Regions from separate parts of the Mus musculus genome. Here region 2 is linked to region 1. A link is a contact called in ENCODE POLR2A ChIA-PET data. All regions are on one chromosome and are shown on one strand. Each heading gives the region's core, a stretch centred on a gene start or an enhancer-like site at or near the end of the contact. The rest is flanking DNA. Distances are from core to core; before and after follow the strand shown.

Region 1 (5,937 bases), core at 1,540-4,039:
ACCCAGGCTATTTCATATCCTCCTGGGAGACGGTGGGACCCTTCCACACTCTGCCTTATCACCAAGGCTGACCCAAGTGTCACTTCTCACCATTCCAAAGACGCCGCCTACCCCCGGGGTAGAAAGACAGGCACAGGCACATGGTTTAGAGAAACGTTGTTGTTGTTGTTGTTGTTGTTTAATGGTAAAGCTCAGTAGACTCCAGCACCAGGACTGGCATGGAGTCAAAGCAGCAGGGACGGCTGGGTGACCCCAGGGAGCCTCACATGGCGAAGAGGATGAGGAAGGCGACCATCAAACAGAAGAGTCCCATGGCCTCAGACAGGGCAAACCCCAGAATGGCATAGGAGAAGAGCTGCTGCTTGAGAGATGGGTTCCTGCCAGAGACAGAAAAGGGTGAGGGTCCAGGTCAGGGGAGGGGAGTGTGCTACTATTTCAAAAGGGGCTAGCCTACATCTACCCTGGGAACTTGGGCAGGAAAGGGGCTAGCCTACAGCTACCCTGGGAACTTGGGCAGGAAAGGAGACTAGCAACTCGGCAAGTTCACATGTGGCATGCTTCAATTCTGACTTAGGTCACTGGAGAGACAGGAGGTTAAAGAACATCAACTTGGAGACTCCCACTTGCTAAGACTCTGCCCCAAGTGGAGTGGAGCAACAACACAGGCAGCCCCGAACTTACCTGGCATAGCCAATAATCAAGCTACCAAACACTGTGCCAATGCCAGCTCCTGATCCAGCCACACCAACTGTGGCGGCCCCAGCACCAATGAACTTGGCTGCTGTGTCGATGTCCCGGGAAATGACACTGGTCTGGAATTCCCGTCGGGCCACCTGGAGAGGGGAGCTGCTGCAGGAAGGCTGGAAGGAAGGGAGGGAGGCAGTCAGGGGGAGTGAGGAGCCGCCATGCTCACCCCATCCACCTGAGCTAAGAAGCAGCTGGCACCCAGCCTCAAAGGGCAGAGTGCTCTGTGTGCAGGGACAATGTCAGCACACAGGGCTAGTCACATCTCTGACTGTCATTTGAGACTTGGAATTGCAAGGGTGTCGTAGATCCTTTAATTCTCCTAAAAGCACCTCAGCTGACTGGAGGGATATCCTGAGGGGCCTGACTTCCTTACCTGCTTAGATGGGGCCTCTGGTCTGCTCAGGAGGGAGGCAGACACAGGCCTGATTAGACCCCTGGTACAGGAGCGAATCTGTAAAGTCAGAAAGATATATTGCTCCAAATCAGACAAAAACAAACCAAAACCCCAAACCCAACCTAAGTGACAGGAGTTTGTCACAATCAGTCCAATCAATTTCAAGGTCAATTAACTTATTTTCTCAGGTCCGTCTACATCGGAGACAGCTATGCTGATAGTCTGTGGGAGCCCAGGGTGGCAGCAATCACCATTTGATATAATGCACTAGGCTGGGGAGCACTCACAAGACCCGGGGGTCAATCCTCAGAACCAAACCCAAACCAAACCGGATACCAAAGTCCATTTCCAAGGGCACAGACCTAATCAGTTTCCCAGAATAGAGTAAGACCCAAACATCCAGTCAGTTGTTGAGGTAACAAAAGGCAATCAAGGGGAGAGATTTACTAAGATGCATTCACAGCAACATATATCCTTCAGGCAGCGGGCCAGGAAGCCTGGTTTGACTCCCAGAACAGCCATCTTAGGAAAGCTCCCAGTGACACGGATTGCTTGACACATTATTCAGTACAATGACTCTCAGGCTTGGCAGAACATTGGCATCACCTGGGGCATTCTACCAAAATTGCTTAGGGGTTCCACCTTCATTCTCAGTCTGATGCAATTGGTCTGAGGAGCAGTCTGGGCAGTAGAAGCATTAGGCTTTCCAGATGAACTGAACACGCAGCCGAGGTTGAGAAAAACTGTTTTCCGGCTGTCTGGCTACAGCCAACCCAGGACTGTAATAAAAGGTCAGCTCTAGCTTATCTGAGGACGCTCAGAAAGCCACGACGGCTTGGTTTACAGGCCTGAATAAACATAGGTTACCTGCAACAGCTCCTATACCCTCCGCCAATAGCCATCATCATCATCACGGAACGCCAGCCCCTCTTAGTCCATTCATTAAACATGATTGCTCCCATACCATACCCGGCACTATAGGGAAACCCGGAGCTTCCGCTTACCAGAGCTGGAGAAATGAGCAGTGCCTTGGTGGTCTGCATTTTTCAATCTGCAAGAAGGGGGAGAAAAGAAAAAAAAAAAAAACCGTAATTCCTATGAAAGCCCGGGTGTCTGCTTATACTGGCAACCTCCTGTTGTCCCCATCCACCTCCAATCGTTCCCCCCAACCCTCTTCCTATACCCCAGCTAAGGAGGGCATTAGAGGTCAGAAGGACAGAGCAGATTCCGGGGTCAACCACTCTCTGCGCAGCGGGTCTGCAGAAGGACAGCAACCGAGATCGGAAATAAAAGGAGGTGGCTCAGGCCCCAAGAGGGAAATGTTGCGAAAAGGAATGGTCTCCCGGGAAGACCGGAGGCAGAAACTGGCAGACGTCGTGCAGGATCCTGCCCAAGTTACACTGCTGTCCCCTACTCTCCCCAGCGGCCGTTTATCGCTCATTACCGTTGGTAATTAACATTAATTGATAAGGCTTAAAGACTCTAGTCCTCCTTCCCTATCCCTGGAGGCAAATGGTGCTCCACGTGGCACAACCCACGGCCTTGCGGACCCCTGTCTCCCAGCCCCAAGTCACCTGCACTCCCACTCCCCTGCAGCCCCTGCTCGGCCCACAGCACACTCCCTGCTCAAGGTGACTGACTCACCTCCCAGCTTTAGCCCTTGGTCTGAGCGCTCAGCTCCCCCACCCACGTGTTCGGAGTCCCTTCACTCCCATTGGTCGTTATCTCTCCACGTTCCAATTGGCTGGCGTCATCAACTCCATCCTTCTTATTGGTCTTCTTCAGCTTCTTCCTCTCTCTCCACAGGAGCTTCGTGGCAATTCCCGCCTCCTTGCGGATAAAGGCGGGTTCTTTTTCCGAGTTCGGGGTTACGATTGGTCGAATCCCGAAATGCTTGACCATAGAGTCGACGAGACTCAGAGGTTCTACAACCTTCAACACAAAATGGCGACCAAGGTGCAAGCGGAAGAAAAAAGCGTGGGAGTGACAACCGGCCGCTTGACGCAAGCTGACACGTGATAAGGGCTCCAGGCCTTCATTCGGCCGCTTGGACCTTGGGGCGCATTGCATGTTGGGCCTTGTAGTCCTGTCCAAGGACTCAAGGACCACCGACATCCCGCGAGATGTTGCTTCCTGGCAAGGAGAGCCGACGCCTTTACAGTACCTTCCACCATCGTGATTTGTAAAAACCCCCATTTTCGTCCAAGTATTAAGGCAGGCTGGAAAACTTCTAAGTAGTGAGCGTGCTCTTGTGGGTCTGTCAGTAGTCAGTCAACATGGACTCACAAGTTGAATGGTGGAAAAAAAAAACTCAACAAAATACAATTAAAACCAGGCTTGCTATTTCGTACCCGAAATTTTAGCACTTGGCAGGTGCTTAGGAGACAGGAAAGTCAGGAGTTCAAGGCCAGACTAAGCTTCTTGAGTTTAGGTAAAAAAAACAAGGTAGGGCTAGACAATTGTATTGGGAGTGGGGAGAACTCTAAAACGAAAATAATAATTGGTAGGATGAAGCGTGCAAAGAATTCAGGTGGTGCATGCTTGTAATTTCAGACATCGGAAGGCTAAGGCAGGAAGACGGAGCACTTGCTCCAGGCCAGTCTGGAGTAAGTAGCAAAACCTGGCTTAAAACGACAAAACAATGCCGGCCAGTGGTGGCGCACACCTTTAATCCCAGCACTTGGGAGGCAGATGCAGGCAGATTTCTGAGTTCGAGACCAGCCTGGTCTACAAAGTGAGTTCCAGGACAGCCAGGGCTATATAGAGGAAACCCTGTCTCAAAAAACCAGCAACAACAAAGAAACAAACAAAACCACATGTGTATGCACACAAGCACAAAGGGTAGGGACAGAAAAACAGGACTGCAGTAACCATTCACTAGTGAATTAGAAAACCTTCCTGGAAAGCAGTTTGGCAATACTTTTTATTTGAAATGCTATGAATGAGCCATCCTCTTTGACCCAGTAATTCTTGAGTAACTGAGGACCTTTAAATGCTCCACCCTCCTTGAGTCAGTATTAACACTTCTAGGAACCTGCACTAAATAAATAATGTCCTGCAAAGGTTCTGATAAAAACAGAATGAATGCCGGGCAGTGGTGGCACACGCCTGTAGTCCCAGCACTTGGGAGGCAGAGGTAGGTGGATTTCTGAGTTCAAGGCCAGGCTGGTCTACAAAGTGAATTCCAGGACAGCCAGGGGCTACACAGAGAAACCCTGTCTCAAAAAACAAAACACAAACAAACAAAAAGAATGAACATTAAAGACCTGTGTCGTTGCTTCTGCTTTTTTGAGACAGGGTCCCTCTTTGAAGCCCTGACTGTCCTGGAACTCAAAGAGATCTCCCAGTCTCCCAATTGTTAGGGTTAAAGGTGTTTGCCACCATGCTCTGTGCAGAGCTTACTAAATGAGAAAACTAAATGTCACTCTGATAGTAAATGCTTAAATAAACAATATATATTTATATATAAACATAAATATTTATATGTAAACATAAATTTAGGGCTGGTGAGATGGCTCAGCGGTTAAGAGCGCCGACTGCTCTTTCAAAGGTCCTGAGTTCAAATCCCAGCAAGCACATGGTGGCTCACAACCATCCATAACAAAAATTTGATGCCCTCTTCTGGAGTGTCTGAAGACAGCTACAGTGTACACACATATAATAAACAAACAAACAAACAAATAAATAAATAAATCTTTTTTAAAAAACCATAAATTTAAAGGTATATAGGTTTTTTGCCTGAATGTATCCCACAAATGTGCCTGATGCCCTCAGAGGCCAAAAGAGGGCATTAACTTCCATGGTACTGGAGTAAGAGATATTTGTGCGTCACCTTGTAGGTGCTGAATCTCAAAGTCAAGTCCTATGGAAGAACAGGCAGTGCTCTTAACTGATGAGCCATCTCTTCAGCCCTAATTTATTTTATTTTAGTTTGGTACTGTATTTGAAAGTGCCAGCGTGGCAATCAGAGGCCAATTTTCAGTTCGCCCCTTCCACTGTAGGTTCCAGGGATTGCCGTCTAGCTTGTAAGGTGATTGCTCTGACCCATCTTATTGGCCCTAAATAAGACAGGCATTGTAGTCCATTTATAAAAATAAGCAGAAACAGGAACTGGAGAGATGGCTTGGCCAGCGGTTAAGAACACTTGCTGCTCTTCCAGAGGACAGAAGTGTGGTTTCCAGCAACCACGTCAGGCAGCTCGCAGCCCTTTGTAACACCATCTCCACCTCTAGAGCACCCAAGACTATGCCTTCTGCAGACACCCACACTCAGGCACACATGTCCACATGTAGATGCACAACCATACATACTTACTCTTACTGAAATCTTTAAAGATTTATTTATTTATTATATGTAAGTACACTGTAGCTGTCCTCAGATACTCCAGAAGCTGGCATCAGGTTTTGTTACGGATGGTTGTGATCCACCATGTGGTTGCTGGGATTTGAACTCGGGACCTTCAGAAGAGCAGTCGGTGCTCTTAACCACTGAGCCATCTTGCCAGCCCCTGAAATCTTTAAAAATAAGCAAGAATAAACATGAGATAAAATCACGAGGATTTTTTTTTCTTTTTCTTTCTTTCTCTTTTTCTTTTTTGAACGGGGTCTCACATAGCCTAGGGTGGCTTTCAATTCTATCCAGGTTCTGGTTGAAATCTTAATCCTCCTGTCTCCAACCTCCAAGTTCTGGAATTACAGGCATGCACCATCATGCCCAGTTTAAGAATATTTTCATTTATTCTTTATTTTTTTCTCTTTCTTTCTGAGATGAGATATTGCTATGTTGCTATGTAACCC
Region 2 (5,937 bases), core at 999-3,498, 160 kb before region 1:
AAAAAAAACAACAACAACAACAACAAAAAAAGATACCCAGCACTTATATAGAGAAACCCTGTCTCGAAACCCCCCCTAAAACAAAAAACAAAACAAAACAAAAAAAGCTAACAACAACAAAAAAGATACCCAGCACATAGTAGGGACTATCCAGTAGCTAGCTCTTTTTTTTTAAGTGAGTGTGTGAAAATGAGAAAGGGGGTGGGGGGTGGGGGGAGGAGAGAGAGAAAGTTCTTCAACACTGGTTAAATAAAATTCTAGTAAACAATTGCTACAATCCAATCAGCTCCTTCCAGCATGGTTCTCAGACAACCTTCTCCCTCCATTTCCCCCACTGTAAAGTGGAGATACGTGCAGTATATTCTTCATAGGAACTGTTAGGAGAGCTGCTGGGAGAATCCAGAACACAGCCGCTCCACCCTGAATCAGTGCTGCATAGGAATGAGTGCATCTCTCCATCCTGGCCCCCCTCTTCCTTCATCAGGCTTTTCAGTCCACTTTACAGAGACATAATCCTGGAGCCCTCTCCTAGGTGCTCCTGGCGTATAAAATGAATTGAACGTTTTTTTCCACCTTTGGAGCCAAGGTCTCATGTAGCCCAGGCTGGCTTCAAACTCACAATGTAGCAAAAGATGACCTTGAAGAGTGGACAGACATGAGCCATCACACTGGCTTTTGAAATGAGTGGAATAATTAATATATAGTCAGTTTTGTTTAGAGGACACTAATCTCTTCTTGGGTTTTTGTTTTATTTGGGGAAGTGTTTGGCTTTGTTTGTTTGTTTGGTTGGTTTTGTGTGGGTTTTGTTTGTTTATTTGTTTGTTTGTTTTTGAGGGAAACTGTCCCATTTCAGAAATAGAAAGTCAGAAGTTGGAAGAGATGTTTCCCCAAGGCCACACTGGCCAGCACTGTATAGTCAAAACAGGAAAATAGCAGACTTCAGAGATGAAAATCGTAGATCTAAGGGTACAATTCTAGCTCTTTATAAGTGAAGGAAAAACAAAGTCTGGCCCAAAATGTGCCAGCCTTGTGTTCATTAGCATCATTCAAGTTGACTGAGTCTATGAAACAGAAGTCCCAGCTCCTATCTCCTCCCACATGCAGGAAGCAGGAAGCTAGAAAGAATATTGAAGGACTCTGGGATTCCTGAAGCCCTTCCTTAGCAATGCACAGCAGACTCCCAATATCTGCCTTCCTCCACTCTCTCCCTAAATCCTTTGTGGAACAAATGTGTGCTTTAAAAACAAACAAACAACCCCCCCCCCCCCAAACCTGGTCCTGGTGCAGAGTCTGCAAACCGTATACCACTGAGGAACTTCCTCAGCCCCTTTGAAAGTTTTGAGATCAGATCGGATGTCCATCTGGCCTCAGAATTGTGGCCCTCTGCCTTCCAGGTAGTTTAGTAGTAGTGACTGGCCTCTGAGTGTCAGGCAAGCACTTCACCATCAGAGCTACATGCCCCTCCCTTTAACTGCATTTGCTTTTGAAAAAAGAGAGAGAAAGAGAGAGAGAGAGAGAGAGAGAGAGAGAGAGAGAGAGAGAGAGAGAGAGAGAGAAACTTTGAGGAGGTGTGTGTAACACACCAAAATGATTTCTAACTCACACAACTCGTTTCTGATCCTTCTGAGTGTTTTGTAAAACTTAATCGAACACGCCTAAGTTCAGCCTCTTCAGCGTTCCACGGTGTTGTGCGGTGCATTGAGGTACAGCTGAGCCTCTTACTCCTGATGCAACCTTCTGAAACCCATTGGCTCTGTGAGGGCTGCTATAAAACTCTCTGGAAAGGACTCAGGGATCCAGGCTCTTACACTTGCCTAAACCCACATCCTACAGCTGGGTACCAGACTCAGTCAGGTAGGCGCCTGATCCCCGTTCAGCGCACCCGGCACCCCCAAGACACGACCCCACGCTCGGACTTGCCCCCCACCCCCTGGAGATCAACCTCCAAGTCGGATTTTCCCATGGGAAAACCGGTTCCGGGTTTGAGCCGGCGCAGCGTCTGAGACGGGAGAGAGGAGCGGGATGTCTAGCCAGGAAGGCACGCACTGTGCCGGGAGATCCTTGTCACCCACGCGAAGACTCCCCGGGCTCCACCAGCCGGCTGCCTGCTGTCTGAGCACTGCTGGCTGCCGCCGTTACACCTGTTCCTCCCCAACTCCGCGTGCCCACGTTCCTCCGGCCCAGGGACACTCACTACCTGGAAGTCATCGCAGCTCGCTCCAGCCACTTCTGCAGACTGCCTACCGCAGGTCTGGACGCGAGCAGGAATGAGCTGCGAGTCCCAGGGACCGCGCCCGCCTACCTCGCACAACCCCCGCCCAGGCGCTGGACCTTGCCTCGCGTCCAGGATGTGTTCCAACGGTTTTGACACTATTTAAGTTGGTCCACTGTGGCTGTGCGGCGCCAGGAGCCTATGTCCCGGTACATGATCCCTCCGGTGACCAACGCCCAGGCTTTTCCTACTAGAAGAGTTACAGTCAGGTTCTAACGCTTTATTTACTTGTATAAACTATAACAGCCCCGACGACAGTTCTGTGGCTTGATTTTCAGGTGAAGAAATCTAGGCAAGTTGGGGATAATCAGACAGTAAGCAGCGTCTCAACCCACTTTGGTGTATTTTATGTCCTTTGGGTTCGGGGCTAAAAATGCAAGCCATCTCTGCTCACCCCCATTTCTTTGGTGGGCAGGTCTTTTAGAGGGAGATAGAGAGGATTCAGGGTTTTACCCAAACTTCAGGATGAACTAGGTGAAGCTGGAGAAAGTACGATCCCGTGCCACCGCTTTCCTCATCCGGGCAAATGGCTTTCCGCTCTATCTGCTCTCGCTCCAGAGCGGTCCTCCGGGCTTCAAGGCGTGTCCTAGCACGGCCTGGATAACCTGGGCGCTCGCTGCAACCTGCAACCCGCAACCCGGCCCCTGCGCTTCTTTCCAAATTAATTCTCTTTCTCAGCCTCCCCGGGTCATCAAGCTTTTCTGTCCACCCTAGAAAGAAACACAGTTTCGTAGTCCACTCCTAGCTCTCCCTATCATCTCGGGCCCTTCTACAGCTCAAATTTCAGTTCCCTCAAATTCAGCCTTTGTCCTTACCTTTCCCCTAACACTCTACCGCAAATTGTCGTGACAGGAAAACAAAGCCGCATCCGTAGCCCAATCTCTCTTACAATGACCTATCGGACCACATAATGCCTTTTTGCTTGGACGTAGGAAAAAAGCGAATTTCACTCGAAATCGTTCCGCATTTGTGTTTGTGAAACCCTTTTCGAAAGGTGTTGGGGGTGGTTTTCGGGGGGGGGGGGCTCTTCTCCGTTGAGACGAGAATGGGATCCTACTGTTGTTCTGATCCTGCCAAACTGCGTGCATGCGGCTAGTTTCAGGTATGCAGAGGACGGTGTGCAATCGTCTGCTTACACATAGTATACCTTGCCGTGTCCCAGAAAGGAAGTACGGCTAAAAACAAAGTAATCCTAAATATCCAACCGGGTAAGAAAGATATAGTCACTGAGGCAGGAGGATCAGAATCCAGGGTCACCCTTAGTTACACACCAGTTAGATGAATATATAACTCGTAGAATGCAGCGTGGGGGAGGGAGGATCTTTGCCCGCTGTACACCTGACAGGATTGCCATAGAATATACAAGAAACTCAAAAGAAAGAATAAAGCCATTTTTTCCAACTCCATCATAAGTCTGATCTCCCTCTTTTCTTTTCTTTTCTTTTCTTTTCTTTTCTTTCCTTTCCTTTCCTTTTCTTTTCTTTTCTTTCTTTCTTTTTTTTCTTTCTTTTTTTGTTTTTTGTTTTTTGCTTTTTTTTTGAGGTGGGGATGGAAAGGGGGTTGAGAATGAAGTAGAAGCAGAAAAAGAGATAAAGAGAGACAGAGAAAGAGGCGGGGGAGGGGGTAAACACTCGGAGAGAGGGCTGGGGAGAGAGAAGCAGAAGCCAGACGGGCTGGTGGGCGTCAGAGAGCCCCTTTTCTTTTCATGGTGGATATGAATTCAGCTTTCTGGGTAGTGATATGGCGCCTGTCAGGTCAGGACAAGACTATTTGTGGTATTTAGTAGTATGCCAAAGTGGATGCTGACCTGCATGCAGACTTCCTCAGTTTCACAACTGCCTGTGGCTGCTTTTCCCACCCCACTCCCTACCCTAACTGTTCCCAGCCCATGCTGGTCCCTTCCTCACTTTCTCCTTCCCTTAAAACCCTTCCATTTCAGCTGCGTGCTCGCTCTTTCTTTTCTTTCTTTCTTTCTTTCTTTCTTTCTTTCTTTCTTTCTTTCTTTCTTTCTTTCTGTCTTTCTGTCTGTCTTTCTTTCTCTCTCTCTCTTTCTCTCTCTCTTTCTCTCTCTCTTTCTTTCTTTCTTTCTTTCTTTCTTTCTTTCTTTCTTTCTTTCTTTCTTTCTTTCTTGTTTTCCTAGACAGGTCAGCTGTGCACTCTTGATTGCTCTCCTTTGTCTTCTCCTCTCCGTCCCCTCTCTTCTGCTCCTCTCCGAGGGTTGCTTCCCTCCCTGCCTTCCCATGGCCAAGTTCAGTCTGCTAGCCACATTCAATCGACTAAACTACTTAGTCTCTATGCTCTAGACTCTTCCAGATGCCTCTGACTGTAGTCTCCCTCACATCTACAATAGAAACCATGCCCTCAACCATACCTTGGGGTGGCCACGCCCTCACTTTATACATCCGATGCTGAAACCTCTCAGTGGGGCATAAATAAACCCCTTTTCAAGGGGCCTGGCTTCCTAACTGAACCAAGCTGCTGACTTTATTTCAGTAAGGTGTATATGGACCTATGGTTCATTTGTTTCTGCTGGCTTCTGTCACCCACCATATTTGCCTCCAAATTCTGGGGTCTGCCTCTTCAACCACTTCTTGCCCTCCTGCTCTTCATCTCCACTGTGAGGGCATCTCTCAGTCTCTCTGGCTCTTGGAAACTGCTATGCCCTCCTGGGAGTTCATCACTTGGAAAGGTTTACTCTCCCTCCACCTGCTCTCTCCTCATCTGCTGGGTAAGTGTCACCCTGAAGCTGCCTACTTTGTCTCAAAGGAGCCTACTGTTACTATAAAAACCATACAGGTGTGCCAGGAAGCTCCTTCGCCCTCCTGGGCCCCAGTCACTTGGAAAAGGATGCCTATTTATTTTTTTATTATATGTAAGTGCACTGTAGGGGGCTGGAGAGATGGCTCAGTGGTTAAGAGCACCGACTGCTCTTCCAAAGGTCCTGAATTCAAATCCCAACAACCACATGGTGACTCACAGCCATCTGTAATGAGATCTGACGCCCTCTTCTGGTGTGTCTGAAGATAGCTACAGTGTACTTAGATATAATAATAAATAAATCTTTAAAAAAAAAAAGCCAGGTGTGGTGGCACACGCCTTTAACCCCAGCACTCGGGAGGCAGAGGCAGGCGGATTTCTGAGTTCAAGGCCAGGGCTATACAGAGAAACCCTGTCTTGAAAAAAAACCAAACAAACAAAAAAGTAAGTGCACTGTAACTATCTTCAGACACTTTTTCTTTTTGCCCCACCCACTTGCCGAAGCTGTCTGTCTTCAGACACCCTGGAAGAAGGCATCAGATCTCATTACAGATAGTCATGTGGTTGCTGGGATTTGAACTCACAACTTTTTGAAGAGCAGACAGTGCTCTTAACCACTGAGCCATCTCTCCAGCCTGCCTTTCCTCATCTTTAACTTGGGATATTTCTCTCTGACAAGTCTCTTGATCTACTTGGGAATGCTCCAAGTTGAAACTGTCACAAGGACCACATGTTCTCAGCTCCTTCCTGGCGCTTCCTCATCTCCCTCGGGGGCTGCCCACTCTATCTCCTCCTTATGTCCTCCAGGACCTCTACAATACTGGAATCCTGCTGGTAGAATTCCTGCTTTTGATCCTTGTCCCTGCTGTCTCTCAGCTCCCTTCTGGGAGCTGGAACTGGAACAAAGA

What was found. ChIA-PET counts read pairs that join two places held with the same protein, here RNA polymerase II (POLR2A).
Region 2: POLR2A ChIA-PET joins it to region 1 with 10 read pairs in embryonic stem cell. The contact joins the promoter of B4galnt2 here to the promoter of Atp5g1 in region 1. POLR2A ChIA-PET finds 5 or more read pairs at or near these places in 2 of 5 experiments (Patski and embryonic stem cell).

What each region holds. Positions count from the first base shown.
Region 1 is chr11:96,072,842-96,078,778 of GRCm38, forward strand. Atp5g1 (ATP synthase, H+ transporting, mitochondrial F0 complex, subunit C1 (subunit 9)) reads right to left here and starts at 2,790. Exons shown (of 5, transcript NM_001161419.1): 1 at 2,716-2,790; 2 at 2,146-2,192; 3 at 1,121-1,198; 4 at 682-860; 5 at 1-377. The coding sequence starts at 2,184. The coding sequence ends at 263.
Region 2 is chr11:95,912,623-95,918,559 of GRCm38, forward strand. It overlaps B4galnt2 (beta-1,4-N-acetyl-galactosaminyl transferase 2), which reads right to left and starts at 2,249. Exons shown (of 11, transcript NM_008081.3): 1 at 2,198-2,249. The coding sequence starts at 2,208.